Regions from separate parts of the Homo sapiens genome. Here region 1 is linked to region 2. A link is a contact called in ENCODE Hi-C or POLR2A ChIA-PET data. All regions are on one chromosome and are shown on one strand. Each heading gives the region's core, a stretch centred on a gene start or an enhancer-like site at or near the end of the contact. The rest is flanking DNA. Distances are from core to core; before and after follow the strand shown. Region 1 overlaps IQSEC1 (IQ motif and Sec7 domain ArfGEF 1). Region 2 overlaps IQSEC1 (IQ motif and Sec7 domain ArfGEF 1).

The links. Hi-C counts contacts between places; a loop is a spot of excess contacts on that map. ChIA-PET counts read pairs that join two places held with the same protein, here RNA polymerase II (POLR2A). Pooled maps may share reads with other maps.
Region 1: a map of posterior vena cava shows a loop between it and region 2 (3-fold over the local background). The contact joins two enhancer-like sites. A Hi-C loop is called at or near these places in 65 of 168 maps with a recorded cell type or tissue (B cell, CD8-positive, alpha-beta T cell, Caco-2 and 38 more), 21 of 37 single-sample maps with no recorded cell type and 44 of 50 pooled maps. POLR2A ChIA-PET finds 5 or more read pairs at or near these places in 5 of 52 experiments (CD8-positive, alpha-beta memory T cell, WTC11, activated B cell and 2 more).

The regions. Positions count from the first base shown.
Region 1 is chr3:12,988,991-12,992,940 of GRCh38, reverse strand. The region is part of intron 1 of IQSEC1 (IQ motif and Sec7 domain ArfGEF 1); the gene reads left to right. Among named protein-coding and RNA genes, the nearest start is that of IQSEC1, 82 kb to the left of the region's middle. RefSeq lists a silencer at 718-1,012 and an enhancer at 718-1,012. Within about 2 kb of position 2,240, at least 7 of the 41 ENCODE cell types and tissues checked have a DNase peak (open chromatin) inside an H3K27ac peak, as active enhancers do; they include gastrocnemius medialis, where a contact is called at or near this core.
Region 2 is chr3:12,903,394-12,907,140 of GRCh38, reverse strand. The region is part of intron 12 of IQSEC1 (IQ motif and Sec7 domain ArfGEF 1); the gene reads left to right. The region is part of intron 4 of LOC105376956 (a long non-coding RNA gene); the gene reads right to left. Among named protein-coding and RNA genes, the nearest start is that of LINC02022, 20 kb to the right of the region's middle. Within about 2 kb of position 1,971, at least 3 of the 41 ENCODE cell types and tissues checked have a DNase peak (open chromatin) inside an H3K27ac peak, as active enhancers do; they include gastrocnemius medialis, where a contact is called at or near this core.

The DNA of each region.
Region 1 (3,950 bases), core at 991-3,490, 86 kb before region 2:
GGCAGGGTGGGTTGGCAGAGGTGAGTCAAGCTTCTCCCCACCCCTAATAGTCCTGGGGAACTTCCCCTCCCATGTTTCTGCCAGGCAGTTGTCACTTTAAATTGCCAAGCTCTCAACTGTCACAGCTGATCTGTTCCTGGAGCAAAGGGAGCAGAAAGGTGACAGTGGGTGTCCCCTCCCCCTGGCCTTGTCCAGGAGATGAGGCTCACAAGGACAGCAGTCGGCTCTGCCTGGTCAGCTTTGTGAGTGTTGCTCTGAGCATGCCCAGTGATCTGTGGTGGTGAGGGACCTGTCCTAGACTGGGAGCAGGGGTCTGGTTGTGCACTTTGATGAGCCACCGTTTCATTTTGTGGTCAGGCTCCACCAGGCAGTGGACACATTGGCCTGTGCAGCCCCCTCTGAACAATTCTGAATTAAGGTGACACAGGAATAGCTTTCTCGTCACCCTCCCCTGCCCCCAGTATGATGCCCACCTCCTCATTACAGTTGGCAAGATGGCCAGGCTGCTGAAGCCATGTGCAATTAGAGCCCAGAAACCAGATTTAAGGGGAAAGAAGAGAAATTGCCTTAGCGGTGCCATCTCCTCCCACCCCCCACCCCCCACAGGAAAAGATAAACTGAGAGGTGACTTGGGGTGGCCACAATGCCCACAGCCCAGCCATTAAGCATCAGTGCCGGAGGGAGCATCCCGGAGCCACCCTACTGTGTTAGAGATGGAGAACTGAGGCCAGAGAGAGGCAGGGACATGTCCAAGGTCACACAGCGTATTCAGAGCCGAGGGGCCCTGTCCCCAGCTCTCCAGCAACCCAGTCATCCTGAGAGGGCTGCTTCCTGGGGAATGCTCGGAGGACTCGGTGTCCCCTCAGAGGTCTCTGCAGTGGAGGGACAAGGGAGGGGGCCTGTGCTCACCTCTGCAGGGGACTGTCTCCTGCACGGTTTGCAAACATTAGGTAATCTTGGGTCTCATGACTGGAGTTGCCACTCTCTTTCAAGGCTGCTTAAAGGGCCCATGGCAGCCCGCCCTTCCAGCCGCTGCTCTGACCAACCTGCCCTGCCCTGCCTGTCCCATGCCTGCTGTCCCCACACCACCACCCTTGGTTTTAGTCATGCTCCCTTCCCCCATTGTCCAGAGGGGAGTGCTGAGGCCACACCAGAAGAACTGCGACCATTTGTGTCCTCAGCTTTCCTGCACACAGTTTCAGCCATTGGTATAAGGGGTGGACCTAAGCACCTAAGTGTCCCCAGCCAAGAATACAGCCATCCTTTGTTCTTGTAGGAAGCTGCCCATCACTGGGCTGTGCAAGCTGGAGCTGCCTTTGTGCTGGTCAGGGAGTCTGAATCTGGCCTCTGGTAGGAGAGTTGACCAGAGCCCTCATCACTCCCCCTGCCCCTCATAATTAGGCAGGTGGGGAGTGGGGGGCTGCTCATTCCTATCAAGAGGTGTTTCTCACGTGCAAGAGGCTGGCAAAAGCCCATTCTGTTGGTGAGGTCCGTGTAGACTGGGGTCCCACGCACTGCCGCATCTCAGATCAGCATTCATTACCACCATGCAGTGAGATGCAAACCTGCTTGTGGGAGCAGCATTTTCTGGAGCCCCCTGCCTTTCCACTGGGCCCCCGCCTCGCCCTGCTTTGGCTCCTGCGGGAAGGAACACCCCACCCCTGCCATCTGGCAAACTCCGTTCATCCTTCATCACCCTCATCCATGATACCTCTTTGGCAAATCCTGCCCTGAGTCCCTGAATCTTCCCCGCGGGGATACCATTATCACTGAACAGAAGGGCGATGCAAAGCAGGGCGCAGGTAGGGACTGACTTTAGACCCCTGGTAATATACCAGTCTTCCAGACTCCCTCTCACCCCCTGCCTCGGGGCTATTCAGTGGGGCCATCATAGCAAGCGTCAGTTTGGAAAAGCAGGAAGCAGGCTGCTAAATTCTCAGTGACTTAGAGAACTGTGACTCAGAGAACTGTGTATGTGGCTTTCTAATCCAGCAGGATTGCAGTGCAAACCCAGCGAGCATTTTTTTCTAAGCATCTACTCCATGCCAGACCTGATCACAGGGGCTTTCACATGTATTTCCCATTTCGTCTGCAAAACCACAAACCTATCATTCCCTTGTATGATGGTTCTCGAAGCATAATATTAAAACAGTGTCAATCCCACAGGCCAGCTGGAATGATGTAGGATGCTGCACCATTGATTGTCCTTTCAGCGTTGCTCGGTTGCCCCAGAGCCCCAGCAGTTTACCAGTCTGTGTACCCAGACACCCTCAGGGTGGCATTCCTCTGGGAAGGGCTTCAGACTCAAGTGCGCGGAGTCCAGACTGACCCAAATAAATCCCTGCGTGCCGTGTGTGACAGCATAGAAAGCCAGCTGTGGGAGCTAATGACCTCTGTACACACAGCTTGGGCCTTACCTGCTGTCTTTTTAGAAGGTAACCCTGGCCTGCGTCATTCCTTATCCAGTTGTGCTTACACAATTTCTTCTTCCAGACTGTGAACTCCCTGAGGGCAGAGTGGGGCCTGAGGCATTACTTCATCCCTAGTGCCAGGGGAGGATATAAGTTCTTGTTGTGCCTGACTGAGACTGAGCTGAATCCAAACAAGGAACAGGCTGCCTTAGAAGGCAGTGAGTTTCCCTCATCGGTGTGTGGAGTGAGGCCAGGTGGAGGATTCACAAATTTCAGTTAGCTGAGATGCCCTGCAGGACCATTTTAGCTCCAAGACTCCCACAGCCAATGATTTATTTTTTCAGTGATCCAAGGACTTGGTGGAAAGCTATCAGGATAGTAACACAGGTTTGTAACAATCCTAAAAGTGCCAACGTGTTTTAATAAAGCCAAGTGCCGAGGGGTATTATGGGAGCATTTCATTATTTAGCTCAGCCAGATGCTGAACTAGGACCAGGTTTGGGGCTTATCCAAGTGGACTGAGGGTTTGGTATAAAAGGAACCAGGAAGAAAATTGAGCATCTTATGGCTAATCCTTGAGCAGCAGCTGGGGTCTCTGTCTGTCACTCTAACTTAGGAGGCCTTTAGGTCAGAGAGCCGGACTCTTTGTTGCTCTGGACAAGTCCCTTCCCCTCCCTGAACCAAAGCTTCCCCATCTTTATCATGGGGGACCTAATCCCTACCCAGGCTTCCTTACTGGGGGCTGCGAGTTTGGAAGAGACCGGAAAAACACTTTAGAAGTCAGAACCAGCACTCAGGAGGGTTGAGGGCGGGTGAGGACAAGAGGGACTGAATCCCACAGATCGTGGTAAGCTCAGGTGTGTGGAGTGGCCCAGGGCCAGCCAGCCTTTTGGGGGCTTCAGAGTCATGGATGGGGTTCAGCCTTTCTGTGCTTCCAGTTCAGTGATCCTAGGGGTGCTTGAAGGCAGCTGGGCTGGGTTCGAATTCCAGCTGTCAGCTTCCTAGCTTTGTGCATGACCTTGGACAAGTCACTAGGCCTCCCTGTTTTCTCCTCTTTAAAATGGGGTGATGATGGTACCCACCTCCTAAGGCAGTTATGAAGATAATTCTGTGAAAGTGTGTCAGTATCATACAGTTGTTTTTCTGTTTTCTCCTTTGGGATATCACAGAAGCCACCAGGGATTTCTAGGATCTGAAAGTGCAAATAGAAGCATCAGCTCCATTCATTTACTCATTCAGCAAATATTTATGGAGCACCTACTATGTGCCAGATTTTCAGTTTGGTGCTGGGGTTACCACTGGAGCAAAAGAGACCGAAAGCCATGCCCTCCGGGAGCTTTTATTCTAGTGGCAAGAGACCCACAATACATAAGCAAACAAAATAATTTTGGAGTGCTAAATGCTAAAATCAACCCATCTGCTCCAGTTGGTGTTAAATGTGATTTGCAATGGAAGAACTCTTCCAAAGAGACCAGAGAGGAGAGCCTTGGTTTGGGCTTTGCCTAACCTAGATTCTAGTCTTGGCCCTGCTGGCTTCTA
Region 2 (3,747 bases), core at 722-3,221:
CGGCTTGATTGACATTTTGGGCCAAGTGACTCCTTGCTGGGGGACCGTCCCGGGCTTGGCAAGATGTTTACTCGCATTCCTGGCCTCTACTACTGGTTGCCAGTAATATCTTCCCTGTCATGACAGTCACTGATGTCTCCAGAAATTGCCAGGTATCCCCTGGGGGACAGAATCATCCCTGGTTGAGAACCACTGGTTTCCCCAGTGGCCTTGTGAAACACAGCTAAATGTCACTGGACTGCTTTGGGCCTCTGCAGGCTGTGGGCTAGAGCCTCCGTTTGAGTTTGTGCAGTGTGACAGGCCCTGCCCTCTCCCTTCCCTTAGCCCCTCTCAGGCAGCAGCAGTTCTGCCAGAACCGAGGCCCTTGAGCGCCATCCGCCCCAGGGCCCAGCAGTCAGGACCTCAGCTGTCCACCCTCTGCCAGAGCTTGGGGGTTGGACAGCCACGTGCCGGCCCCAGGTTCGTGTGAGGGGTGGGCCCACGGCCAGCTGCTTTCATGTAGTGTGACGATTGCTGTTGTCATTTGGGAATTCTGAGCTCAGACGGACAATAGGGACTGAGACCCCACCCTGGGCCTGCCATTGAAACAAAAGGAGGAACAGATCTCAGGGACCCCCCTGTACCCCGAAAGGTTTGGGGGTGAAGCGAGGTGGGGTTTGAGTCCAGGCAGCTGCCGAGGCCCCAGGCTGGGGAGAGGCCACCTGTGATCTCCCATCGGGACAGGCAGGTGCTGGCAGCCTTCCTGGGGAGGGGCAGGGCTGGCAGCAGGAAAGGTCAGATGTGCTCTGGACCAGATGGGGGCTGCAAGCTCCCCAGCGGCAGCATGGCCCCACCTCACTCACCACGGCCCTCACAGCACTGAGCCTGAAACACCACGATGAGCTTGTGGAAGAGGTGAGCCTGCGGACAGTGTCCCCTCCATGTTTGACACGTCACTGCTCCTGGGGCAGGAGACCCTGAGAGCAGCTGTCCCAGGTCTGCACTCGACATCCATCCAAAGGAGGACATACCACAGACATGAAGCCAGGGGACTGATGAAGTGGCCGTAGATGGTGCCTGAAGGAACCCATCCTCAGGAGACTGCAGAAGCCTCTGTTGTGCCAAGAGTTAGAGGGAAGGGGGCTGGCGCCGGCCCCACTGCAGTGCATTGCCTGGCGTCTCAGCCCTGGTCTCCCTTGGGCTAAGACTCCCCACCCGGTGCTCATTCCAGCGGCACAAGAGTCCTGCTGACCCAAGACCAAGGACCCAGCAAGGACTGTGGAAACAGGGTTCAGCCAAGTGGTGATGGACACTGACCAGTGGCCCCCAGCGGCCCTCCTGCCCCTCCCTGGCCAAGCTGCCCAGCTCTGAGTCCTTACGGAGAGGACCTGCCTGCAGCAGTCTCCATGTCCCGTTACAGGGGAGCAGTGACAGGCACCAGTGGTGGGTGGACAGAGAAGCGCCCCTGCCACGTGTGAAGCAGGCCAGGGCCCAGAGAGGGTGGTGCTTCCTCTTGCCCTGGCCACATCCCTCCCCACCATGTCAGGCCCAGCAGAGAACATGGTGCAGCACGCAGATGCCAGAATCAGACAGCCTGAGCTCATCCCCCACCTCCGCCTGCCCTCTCTAGCGGTCAGACCCTGTGGGCCCGTTTCCCCAGCTGCAGCGAAGGAGTCGATGCATGGAAAGCCTTTCAGGCATGCCTGGCTCAGGCAGCGCCGGCCGAGTGTGCATAGCTATCATTTCTGTTATGGTCACTGACACTGAGCAAGGCCACCAGCCCAACCACAGCATTGTTGAGGGTCACAGGACGAGGATCCTGGGTGGGCAGGAGAGCACTGCCACGTTACGCCCTGCCCTGACTCTGAGGAAGCTGAAAAGGTTGTGAAGAATCATCCTGGGAGCCCTTCAAGAAAAATGGTTCCAAGTCCCTCCAGGCTCTGCCCAGGGCTGGCTTGGCCTGATCAGCACGTGTGTGGTGTGAGCCACTATTCTGGCCTGCCTGACTTCATCAGCCGGTGAACCAGGGCAGGTGTGGGAGGCTGCGTACGCATGGGATATCTGCACGGCTGGCTGTGGGCAGTTATGGTTGTGGGTGTACCTGTGAGCACAGGGCTCTAGGACTCAGCACAGAGGGAGCCCTGGGGTCACCCTGCATCTCTTGCTGACCTGAGACATTGAGAAAGTAGATTGTAAGACACTCAGCGTCACTCCAAAACAGCCAAGTAAGGAACTCCTAAGTGTTCACCCAAGTTGGGCAGGGTAAGGAGGGCCATGTTCAACTCCAGGTGGGGACACTATGTGGACCCCCAACCCCAGCCTTCAGGGCTGGCCCAGGTCCTGTCAGAAGCTATAGGCCAGCCAGAAGGAGTTGCCGGTTACAGACGGGGAGGCCATCTCCCCTCTGGCCCTGGTTTTTAGTCAGCCAGAGGAGTCCCAGGCGTTAGGGGTAGGCTAGAGAGCTGATTTGAAAACCTAGAGACATTGGCGCTCTGTCCCTCCACATTTCCACATGGCGCCACAATGTCCTGAGTGTCTGATGGCCGTGGCCACCCAAGAGGGGGGTGGAGGAGGGAGGCCATGTCCTGGGAGGCTGGACTCTACTTTGCTCCATGTCCCTGGACCACTGTGTTGGGCAGGAAGGGAAGAAAGGTCAGCCCTTCTTCCCACACTGGCTGAAAAATAAGGAAATGTGAGCCTCCTCTTACTTCCGGCTGAGAATTAGGGCCAAGGTTCTACTTGGCTGTCCTAGTCTTCAGCAACTGGTGTTGAGCCCTCTTGCCCTGATGTGCCGTGTGGCCCTTTCCCAGTAGTGGTCTCTGAGGGCCACGTCACACAAGCCAGAGCCACCCAAAGCCCTTTGCTGACCCCAACTCCCACCTGGACCTCTGGTTTGGGGTCAGCAGACAAGGCAGAGGAACTGGACTCCCCTGAGTCTGTGCTGTGATGCCCAGGCCGAAGCCATGCCAAGGCACAGCCCAGCACATTCAGATGGCACGGGGAGGCTCGAAGCCCACAGCACTTCCTCCACCTGTCACTGGCTGGTGGCCTTGGGCTAGCTGGGAGGTGCAGTAGCTTTCCCAGAGGCTGGGGACGGGGCACAGTGGGGAGGCCCAGCAGTTGCTTCCTTCTTCCAGGCTCCTGGGCCCAACCCGGCCTAGGGTCCAGCTCTGAAGGCAGCATGGCCAAGTTATCCAGCCTTAGAGGCGGTCGGGTGAGCAGGTCTGGGTGTGAACCCTGCTGCCTGTGAGAATTGGGCCTCAGTGTTCCTCTCTCTGATATGGACACAGTGGCGCCTATAGGGTTGACATGTCCAGCGCAGCGCTCAATACATGGTGATGCTGCCCAGATGGAAGCTTCTAGAGTGTCAAGTGGGGAGGACTGTTTCTCTCTCCCTCTTCCCATCCCCACTCCCAGAGAGCTGGGCCCGTCATGCTCCAGGCTTGGTGTTCCTCAAAAAATCCACGGAGAAGTCCTCAGGAGGGACTGTGGAGGCTGGGCGGGGCCAGGCCGGGCCTGGGCCCTACGCACCCAGAGCCAAGAGGAAGACCTGGCCTTGCTCTGACGGACCCCGCATGCCGAGTGCCTACTGTGTGCTCTGCGCTGGGGCGTGACGAAGATGCTGGCAGAGACCTCCTGGCTTAGGGAAGGCTTTGTGGCCCCTTTGGGGGGTGGTACCAAGCAGAGGAATCCCAAGCTGGAAGGCGGTTTCCGGCAGTCCCCAACCCTGTCTCCTGCCCCTGGCCAGGGCACTGCACAAACCAAAAC